Regions from separate parts of the Homo sapiens genome. Here region 2 is linked to region 1. The links are chromatin contacts, found by Hi-C in ENCODE. All regions are on one chromosome and are shown on one strand. Each heading gives the region's core, a stretch centred on a gene start or an enhancer-like site at or near the end of the contact. The rest is flanking DNA. Distances are from core to core; before and after follow the strand shown. Region 1 holds the start of KIF21B (kinesin family member 21B). Region 2 has its middle 11 kb from the start of PHLDA3.

Region 1 (4,407 bases), core at 397-2,896:
GGGTGGGGGTGCCTCAATCTCCTTCCCTTCACCCAAGCACTGATCAGTGTCAGCTCCTCTTTGGGCTGCAGAGGCCTGGCCAGGTGGCCGTGGCAAGGGGCATCTGCCCTGGGGCAGGAAGAAGAAAGCTTTTTCATTGCCATCTCTGACTCTGTCTAGGAGCAACCTCCTAGGACCCCTGGAATCTGGGTCACATATGACCCAAGGGATCTAGAGACCTGAGAGACCTACCCTAGACCTGGACAATCCCCCGCCCCCTCCATCATACAGGGCTGGGGCAGAGATAGATGTTCTTGCCACATCCCTACCTTGGTGAGCAGCTCCAGATTGGCACTCTGCCGCCAAGACACCCCTCTCAAAGAGAAAAACCCAAAGCAAAAACTGGGAGAAGTGGTGAGGTGTGAAGCATCTCCACCCAGCACAAAGAACACAGATGGCTCAATTTCACAGCATTTCCTGCTCCTGCACCTTTGTGTACCCCTCCCAATAGAACCCACCCAGCCATGTCCTCTCCCTGTCTCATTTCTGCCGGCTCAAGTCCCGGAGCTGTTGAGAATGGAACCCCAGATAAGTCTAGGCAACCCTCCCCTGCTCAATTTTATCTGAGTGCCTGAGGATGGGGCATCTGCATCACACCCTCCTGCCCTCTCAGAGAGAAGCACCTCAGATACACCTCTTCCTCCCTTCCTAGGCCCATCTCCTCTTGGGACAGGACTGGTAGGATTCTCCCCCAAAGCCATTGACTTCCCACAGAAGGCCAAGGCATCATCCCAGCTTTTCCGTTGGTCCCCGCACCCGATCTTTGTCTGCAGATCTGGCTCCCAGGGTGGGTGTGCTGCCTTTGCTAGCTGGACCAAGAGCACATAACTAGCTGACTCGCATGGATGAGGGGAAATTTCCCTCTCTGGTATCCCCGTATGAGACAGCAGCCTCGTGGGGAGGCGAAGAGGAAACGCACAGACGCTCCGGCCTGGGCCAGAGCTGGGTGTGAAATACCGGATTTCCTTGTTTATTCGATTTTCTGATCATTAAGGGCTCCCAAGAGGGGCCCAAAATTACCACCCAAACAAAGCCACCTTCCAGTAGTCGGCGGGGTCGCCGCTCCCCTGCGGCAGACTGGCCAGCGCGCGGCGCCCTCCATCCCGTCCCACGCCGGCCCCTCCTCCGGGAGTGCAGGCTCCAGCCCAAGCGGTGCTCGCGCCCCCCGCCCAAAGCCCACGCGAGACAAAGCCCGAGGCTTCTCCGCGCGCCCCCTTCCCCGCCCCGGGTCCCTACCTGACGGCCACCTTGACGCAGCAGTCCCCCTGGCCGGCCATGGCCCTCTGGAGCTAGGGTCTGGGCGTGGATCAGAGGCGGGGGTCTGGGGGCCAATGCCCGAGGCAGCGGCTGCGGCTGCGGGAGGCGGGGGCGCGGGCGCGGCTGGCGGAGGCTGCGGCGGCGGCGGCTGGAGGTGACATGCTCGCGGGCGGCAGGCCGAGGGGCTCACCCGCGGCCGGCCCCCCGGGGCTGGGCCCGCGCGCCTCCTCGCGCCATCGGGCGGCGGCGCGGAGCTAGCTGACAGCCGGCGGCGCGACCCGCCGCTCCCTACGGCGCGGCACACGCGCACACACCTCCCACCCGGCAGCCACCTCCCGCCGCAGCGCGAACAAAGGGGGCGGGGGCCGATCCGGCCCCGAGCCCGCCCCGAGCCAGCCCCGAGCCCAGGCCGGGCCCCGCCCCGCCCAGGAGCCGCCAATCGAAAGCCCTAATGAGCAGTGGGGGCGGGACTCGCGCCTTTAAAGGGACCTCTTGGCTCGCGGCCACGGGGTGGCTGGGGGTAGGGGGCGGGATTGAAGGGTGGGGGTGGGGGTAGGGGTGGGAGTAGGGGTGGGGGCGCTGGACGCAGACCACGTTAGAACCTCGGCTCCTGGAGTAGCAGAACCTCGGCTTCAATGGGACCCTCATTTCATAAATGAAGAAACTGAGATTCAAAGAGGGGAACTACCGAAGGTTACAGAGCGAGTTCGTGGGTAAGCATGGTAAGAACCCTGGTCTCCCGGGGATCCCACAGCGATTGACGGTTTATAGTTCAAAAGAGCCAGGAAAGCTTCCCTTCTGCATTTATTCCAGTAAATTCGCCAACCCTTCTCGAAGGGAGTTCTTGCTAGCCCCTAACTAAAATTTCCCCCACCTCCACCCTGCAGCATCTTAAAGCTCATGTTTTAGTTGATTCCTGGCCAGGCTCCTAGCCCAAGACTAGCCCCTCCCTACTGCTAGACGACTGTCCCATTGACCTTTATGACCCACAGATGACCCCACTGGGCCTGGCTCACACTCTGCTTGTTGTGGCTGTGGGGCCAGAGGGTCAGTGTGGGAGGCCTGAGCTGCCCTGGGGGAAAGGAGGGAACAAAGGGGGCCCTCAGTTCCGAGCACCTGGGTAGAGAGGCTGGGCGGTGAAGTGGGTGGGGAAGGGAAGGAGGGCAGCTGCCTGCAGGAATGGGTATAAAGGACAAGGAGGACCATGGAGACTTTAACGCTGGGCCTGGATGGAGGAGGAGACCAGTGCTGCAAAGTCACAATTCCCTTCCCAGTCCATCTCCCTCCCTCTGAGCCCAGACGCCTCTTCCCTGCCCCCTGCCTCCCAACATTGGGGCCATTCACAGGGCCCCTCACCAGCTGCCCTCACTTCACCCAGCTCCCTCCCCTGGAAAGGGCCCAAGAGGAGGACCCAGCTGCAGCCCCAGATGTGGATGGGGATCTCTGGGGGAGGGGAGGAAGGGGAGTCTGACTCCAGGCCTCTTACATTACCCTCAGATGATGAAACCATGTCAGAGATTTTGGCAAGGGTGTGGACTGGGGTCTGAGGATGCATCTGTTGGTACCATCTTCCTCCCCTTCCCTCCTCCACTCACACCCCCCTCCCCGCCAATAACTGCTTCATGCAGTAGCTCAGATCCCTGTTTGGCTTGACCTATTAAGGTCAAATCAAAACCAAAGATAATTTCAAGGGCAAATTTCAAGGGCCAATCAACACATCCTTTTCATCCCCATGGCAAACAGGAGGAGCACCGCCAGCAGTGCCCCCATGATGGGGGCTGGAGAAGAGGTCTTGGTGGTATCCTGGACCTTTTATTAGCATTTGAATCTAGAGGAAGCTCTCCCTGGGGCCAGGGGATCACCTCTCCTGGACCAGGAGGTTAGCAGAATGTTGCAGTCATATCCTGCAACATTCCTCCCCATCTTCCAACCAAAATAATTCGTGGGGAGGAGACTAACACATATGGACCACCTACACAAGGTATTTTATGCACATATTCTCATTTTTTCCCTATAACCTTGTAAGCTAGGCTTTTTTATTCTTTTTAAATTTTGCAGATGGGGAAACTGAGCCTCACATGTATGAATTCCAGCATATAAGCAACAGACTCCAGATTTGGACATGTATATCTTATTCCAGGCTTCCCAGATGACCACCAAGGTGGAAGGGATGATGATGTCCAGGCAGAAGGGAGCTAGGCCGGCCCAGGCTTTTCCTCTAGGCACAGCGGACTCCAGGTTCAGCCTTCCCGGATGGTAATGTTGCATTCTGAAGAGCTACTTTCCCGCCAACTCATCTCTGGACTTCTCTGGGGCCCAACTCTGGTTTCCTGCCTGCAGGAGGTCCCCTCTGACTTCCGACAGTAGATGACCCTTCTGACTCACAGTTCTACTGCTGGGAAATGCCTCCAGAGCTGCTGCCCACCCTCTCTGCATCCCTCCAGGTCACTGGGTGTTGAGTCAGGGGAAGCAGGGATACACACGGGCGGGAAACTCAGGTCTCCTAAATGTCAGAGCCTCAGGACTTCGGCTACTCAGAAGTAGCTCCCTCCTGGGCCACCAGGGAGCAGCAGGGCAGCCAGCATCCAGACATCCCCCCTGGGTTCTGCTGCTCAGAGGCTAGATGGAGAACCAAGGTGGGAAAAAGGCTTAAACCACAGCGTGGGGAGATTTAGGTTAGATGGGTCAGAGGAAGTTTAGGACAAGCCTTGCCCTTTTCAGTTTCTGTCCAGCTTCAGCACAGCCACTGCTTCCTCTCTTTGGTTTTTACCCATCCCCCTCTCTCCCATCACCTCTATCCCCTTCCAGCTTTCCTTTCCTTCCCTCCTTCCCAAACCCCAGAGTTTCTCAGGATTAGCTGCCCGTGTGCCTATCTCCCCCACCCCCATGCTTTCCTCACTGTCTCACAGAAACAGGCAAACACACACACATGCATACAACCATGAGCTGGCCCTGAGAGTTCTCTGACTGGACTGGGGTTGGAGCCCCAGCTCTTGTCCTGAGCTGAGGCCCTTCCCCCAGGTATCTTGGGGCTTCCATCATTTCTCTTGACAGGAGCTGTGGGCGTCTGGGCAGATGGGAACCTGGGGGAGGTGTGGGGAGCCCTCTCTG
Region 2 (4,441 bases), core at 1,640-4,139, 460 kb after region 1:
GTGAGTTGTCCAGCCTGAGGCTTAGGTCAAGGAGAAATTAACAAATTGCTCAAGGCAGAGGGGTGTGTGGAGGGGCTTAGGGAGGGGAGGAAGGCTCATGGCATATTCTTGGATGTGATCTACAGGAAGATTCATAGAAAGGAACTTCAGAGTAAATCCCATTGTGTGTGAATTAAGAATTAAGTATTCTTAATTCTTAATTCAGGCCCTGGGCTAGACTTTAGGGACACAATGGCAAATGGGTGAATCAGAGTTCTCTACTTAACAGGGACTAGCAAAAGAAGGGGAGGAAGAGTTCACATCTTTAGGAATCCCACCCTACTTTTGCAAGAAGATATTCCTTCCTACTGAAGAAGACCCCAGAGTTAAGCATTAGATCTTTGACAGGCTACGATCCTGACTTTGTAGAAATATGGTCTCCATACTTGACTCGGCCTATCTAAGGTGATATTGGTATGTGTACTAGTTAGGATGGGCTAGGTTATGCTGTGCTAAGAAACTCCTCCCAAACCCAATAGCTTAACATAGCAAAGGTCTTCCCACTCATACCATATGTCCTACTTGAGCTGGCAGGGGAGGTATATCTGCTCCTTGAGATATACACATATCCAGGTTGCTGGAGGTTCCATCACACCTACTTCCACACTCTCCACAACAGGGAAAAGGGACATGAAAACTTACATCGTGCCTATTAAAGAAGTCTGCTCAGATGGCCAGGCACGGTGGCTCACGCCTGTAATCCCAGCACTTTGGGAGGCTGAGGCAAGTGGATCACCTGAGGTCAGGAGTTCAAGACCAGCCTGGCCAACATAATGAAACTCCGTCTCAACTAAAAATACAAAAAAATTAACTGGGTGTAGTGGCAGGCACCTGTAATCCCAGCTACTTCAGGAGGCTGAGCCAGGAGAATTGCTTGAATCTGGGAGGCAGAGGTTGCAGTGAGCTGAGATCACGCCACTGCACTCCAGCCTGGGCGACAAGAGTGAAACTCCATCTCAAAAAATAAAAAATAAAAAATAAAAAAAAAGAAGTCTGCTCAGAAGTGACACTTCTGGTCTCAATTAGAGGCCACAGCAAGCCACATCACCACATCAAAATTCAAGGGAAGAGGCCAAATGTAACCCTTAAATGTAAACGTAGATATTACTGTGTGTCCAGGAATATCTGTGAACATCTCTTAAAGGACTAGACAGTGTGATTGCCATGGGACTGCTGGGTACCCAGAAGGCAGAGCCACAGAGATACCTCTTCACTCCTCCAGCAGGGAGCAACAATCCCCCTTGGCCTGGGACCAAGACCTTGAACTCTCTTGAAGAGTCAGGTTGAGGTCAACAGAGTGGAAATGTAGAAGGTTCAGGAGCAGGTGCTTCTGAAAAGGAACTAAGGGCTTGTCCAGGCATGGAAAATGCCCACTAAAGGCTTTATTCACGATAATCTGCTTCCTGAATTTTCATGGCCTTTAGGGTGAGTCTTTCTAGGCCCATAAACTCAGGACATCAGAGTTGGGTGGATCCCCTGAAGCTTGGCTGTTCAAGTGTGGTCCCAGGATCAGCAACATCAGCACCACCTACCCCTGGGAGCTTGTGAGAGATGTCCAATTTCAGGCCCCACCCAAAACTAGAATCTGCATTTTAACAAGATCCCCAGGAGATTCATATGCACATTAAAGCTTGAGAAGCATTTCCTCAGAACTAATTTAGGCCAACGTCTTCACTTCGCAAATGAGGAGCCGACACCCAGAGGGGAGGAGGCAGGCCCAAAGTCACAGAGCTGGTTCCAATCCTGGCTCCACCACTTGCCAGGGACTTGAGTAAGTCTCTAAAATTCACTGAATCTCGGTTTCCTCTTATATAATAAAGGGATAATATAATTACCTCCTAGTGCTTATATGAGGATCAAATAAGAAAACATCTAGACCAGTGCCAGGCACATAGTATGTGCTCAATAACTGTTAGCTATTGCTATGGTCCTAACTCACCATTCCAGCACCAGGCCTCATACTCCCAGTACATAATTGTCTCCTCTTAAGGCAAGGATGTTAGGTATAGCACTGCAGCGATGGGACCTGGACCCAGCTGCCTGCATTTATATCCTGCTCAATTTGACCTTGAGAGGGTTGCTGAATTGTTCTTTGGTTCTTGGCTTCAGTTTGATCAGTTATAAGTGGGTAAAATGACAGCACCTACTTCATAGGGCTATTGTGAGAATTAAATGAGTTAATGCATTTAAGGTCTTCAAACAGTCTATAGCATATATTAAGCACACGAGATGGATGAGTAATGTGACAATTAAGTGAGTTAATACATTAAAGGTCTTCAAACAGTCTATAGCATATAGTAAGCACACAAGTTGGATGAATAATAATGTTTCCAAAATGTCCAAAAGAAGACTAGGTTGGAGGAAGTTGCACCCTAGAAAGGCAGGGGACAGGCGTTTCTCAGGGGGAGCTGCCTCTGTTTTTTCCCTTTGACCTATTGCAAGTCCCCAGTCTGTTTCTCTGGCCACTGGACGGCCCCCAACCCCTGGCTGTGTTTTTCCTCCTCCACTGGACTCACTGGGCTCCCTGGTGCCTCCATCAGGAAGCGCTGAAAGGCCAGGGGATCTCTGGTGGGGAGGGGCGGACTCAGGCAGCCGACAGCTGTCTTCAAATCTCTGAAGCGCTGTCATGCAGGAGAGGGATTAGACCTGTTCTGGATGACTCTAGGGGACAGAAATAGGAAGTTCCAGGAAGTCCTCTCTAATCATTAGAACCGTTCAGAGGCAGCCCCAGCTGCGGGGCGGGGCGGGGCGGGGCGGGGCGGGGCGGGGCGCGGAGCTGTTGGCAGCTAAGTGGTTGAGGTTGAGCGGCCGGGTGGAGGCCGGCACCTACTAGGAGGCTGGGCTGGTCCGCAGGTTCTCAAGCCCGGCTGAGCCCGGGCAAGCGTCAGAGAATCACCAGAGCAGCTTGTCGAATACAGATTCCCAGGCCCCACCCAGGCCAACCGAATCAGAATCTCTAGGGGTGGGGCTGGGAATCCATTTTTAAAGGCTTCCCCAATGATTCTCAGAATAAAGGTTGGGCTTGGAGGCGGGGCCGGGGCTGGGCGTGGCACGGAGGCGAGGCGCGGGGAGGGCCGGACCTTCCAGTTGTTAATCCCTGTGTTCCTCACTCCGCCACACTCACCTCCACTGATCTAAGTCGGGGGATCGTTCCTCGCTGGGTGCCCCCCTCACTTGATCTTAGCCAAAAGGTCGAGAAGCGATTGGGAGCCCCTCTCGAATAATTTCTGTGGCCCTTGATTCAGGGATCACTCCCACACTTAATAGCAGCTCTAACGCCCCCCAACCCCCGCTACCCAAGATCTCTATCCTCACCCTCCAGTCGGCCTCGTGGTCTTCCTGTCCCTCCCCAGCCTCTCAGGTGACCCGGACAATTTGCTAAGGCTCTTGGAGAAGGGCAGCCCGAGGAGGCTGGGCCTGCCGCCCATCGGGAGCGGCAGCTATTTTCCATCACATCCTAAAAAGCCCAGGGCTCTACCGCTCCTGCAGCTGGGCATAGCTCCCACCAAACACATTCTCCCGAGGTCGCCCTGGACGCCTTGCTCGGAGATGACAGAAACGAGAAAAGAAATACCTAAGTGGACATAAAGACCTAGCTCACCCTGGCCGGGTGCGGTGGCTCATGCCTGTAATCCCAGCACTTTGGGAGGCCGAGGTGGGCAGATCACCTGAGGTCGGGAGTTCTAGGCCAACTAGCTTGACCAACATGGAGAAACCCCGTCTCTACCAAAAAAATACAAAAATTAGCCGGGCGGGGTGGCTTATGCCTGTAATCCCAGCCACTCAGAGGCTGAGCCAGGAGAATCGCTTGAACCCGGGAGGCGGAGGTTGCGTTGAGCCGAGATCGCACCATTGCACTCCAGCGTGGGCAACAAGAGGAAAACTCTGTCTCAAAAAAAAGAGTCCTTGCTCACTCTTTGGTGAGGGTTTGGTATTCCACAGGGCCCCGAAGCGCGACAGCCCTCCAAGGAGAAGTGAGCGTCGGGGATTAGACGCGTGCGCTGTCTTGCGCAGGAGCTGAGTCCTCAGGGTCCACAGAGAGAGGAGGAGGGCGTGGGGTGCGCGGAAACGCAGCGCCTGCCTTTTGCCCTGACCCCACAGCACCACCTGGTGTCTCCCGGGACGGCGCAAGCGCCGCGCTTGCAGATGCTGGGCCCCCTCCCCGTCAGCCGACCCTCCTTCCCCAAGTGCCTCCCCTGCCTGGTGTTCCTCCTTCCTTGATGCGCCCCTCTGGCTGGCCCTTCACCGTCCAGTGAGTGCTTCCTGGCCTGGCCGCAGCTGGCTTACAGCCTACTGCCTTTACCCAGGTCTTATTCCCAGGAGGTGCGTCAGGGCCCCTTGCCCACCGTGGGGCTGCACTGAAAAACAGTGGCCCGGGAGCAAGACAGCTAGTGGTGCAAGG

Evidence for each region. A loop is a pair of places that touch in the nucleus more often than their neighbours do. Pooled maps may share reads with other maps.
Region 2: a map with no recorded cell type shows a loop between it and region 1 (5-fold over the local background). The contact joins the enhancer-like site here to the promoter of KIF21B in region 1. A Hi-C loop is called at or near these places in 2 of 37 single-sample maps with no recorded cell type and 3 of 50 pooled maps.

The regions. Positions count from the first base shown.
Region 1 is chr1:201,022,068-201,026,474 of GRCh38, forward strand. KIF21B (kinesin family member 21B) reads right to left here and starts at 1,647. Exons shown (of 35, transcript NM_001252102.2): 1 at 1,276-1,647. The coding sequence starts at 1,316. It overlaps LOC101929305 (a long non-coding RNA gene), which reads left to right and starts at 1,882. Exons shown (of 4, transcript NR_188464.1): 1 at 1,882-2,018; 2 at 3,437-3,552. RefSeq lists an enhancer at 1-449 and silencers at 1,054-1,103, 1,504-1,863, 2,215-2,372.
Region 2 is chr1:201,477,767-201,482,207 of GRCh38, forward strand. No RefSeq gene overlaps it. Among named protein-coding and RNA genes, the nearest start is that of PHLDA3, 11 kb to the left of the region's middle. RefSeq lists a silencer at 2,752-2,841. Within about 2 kb of position 2,890, at least 27 of the 41 ENCODE cell types and tissues checked have a DNase peak (open chromatin) inside an H3K27ac peak, as active enhancers do.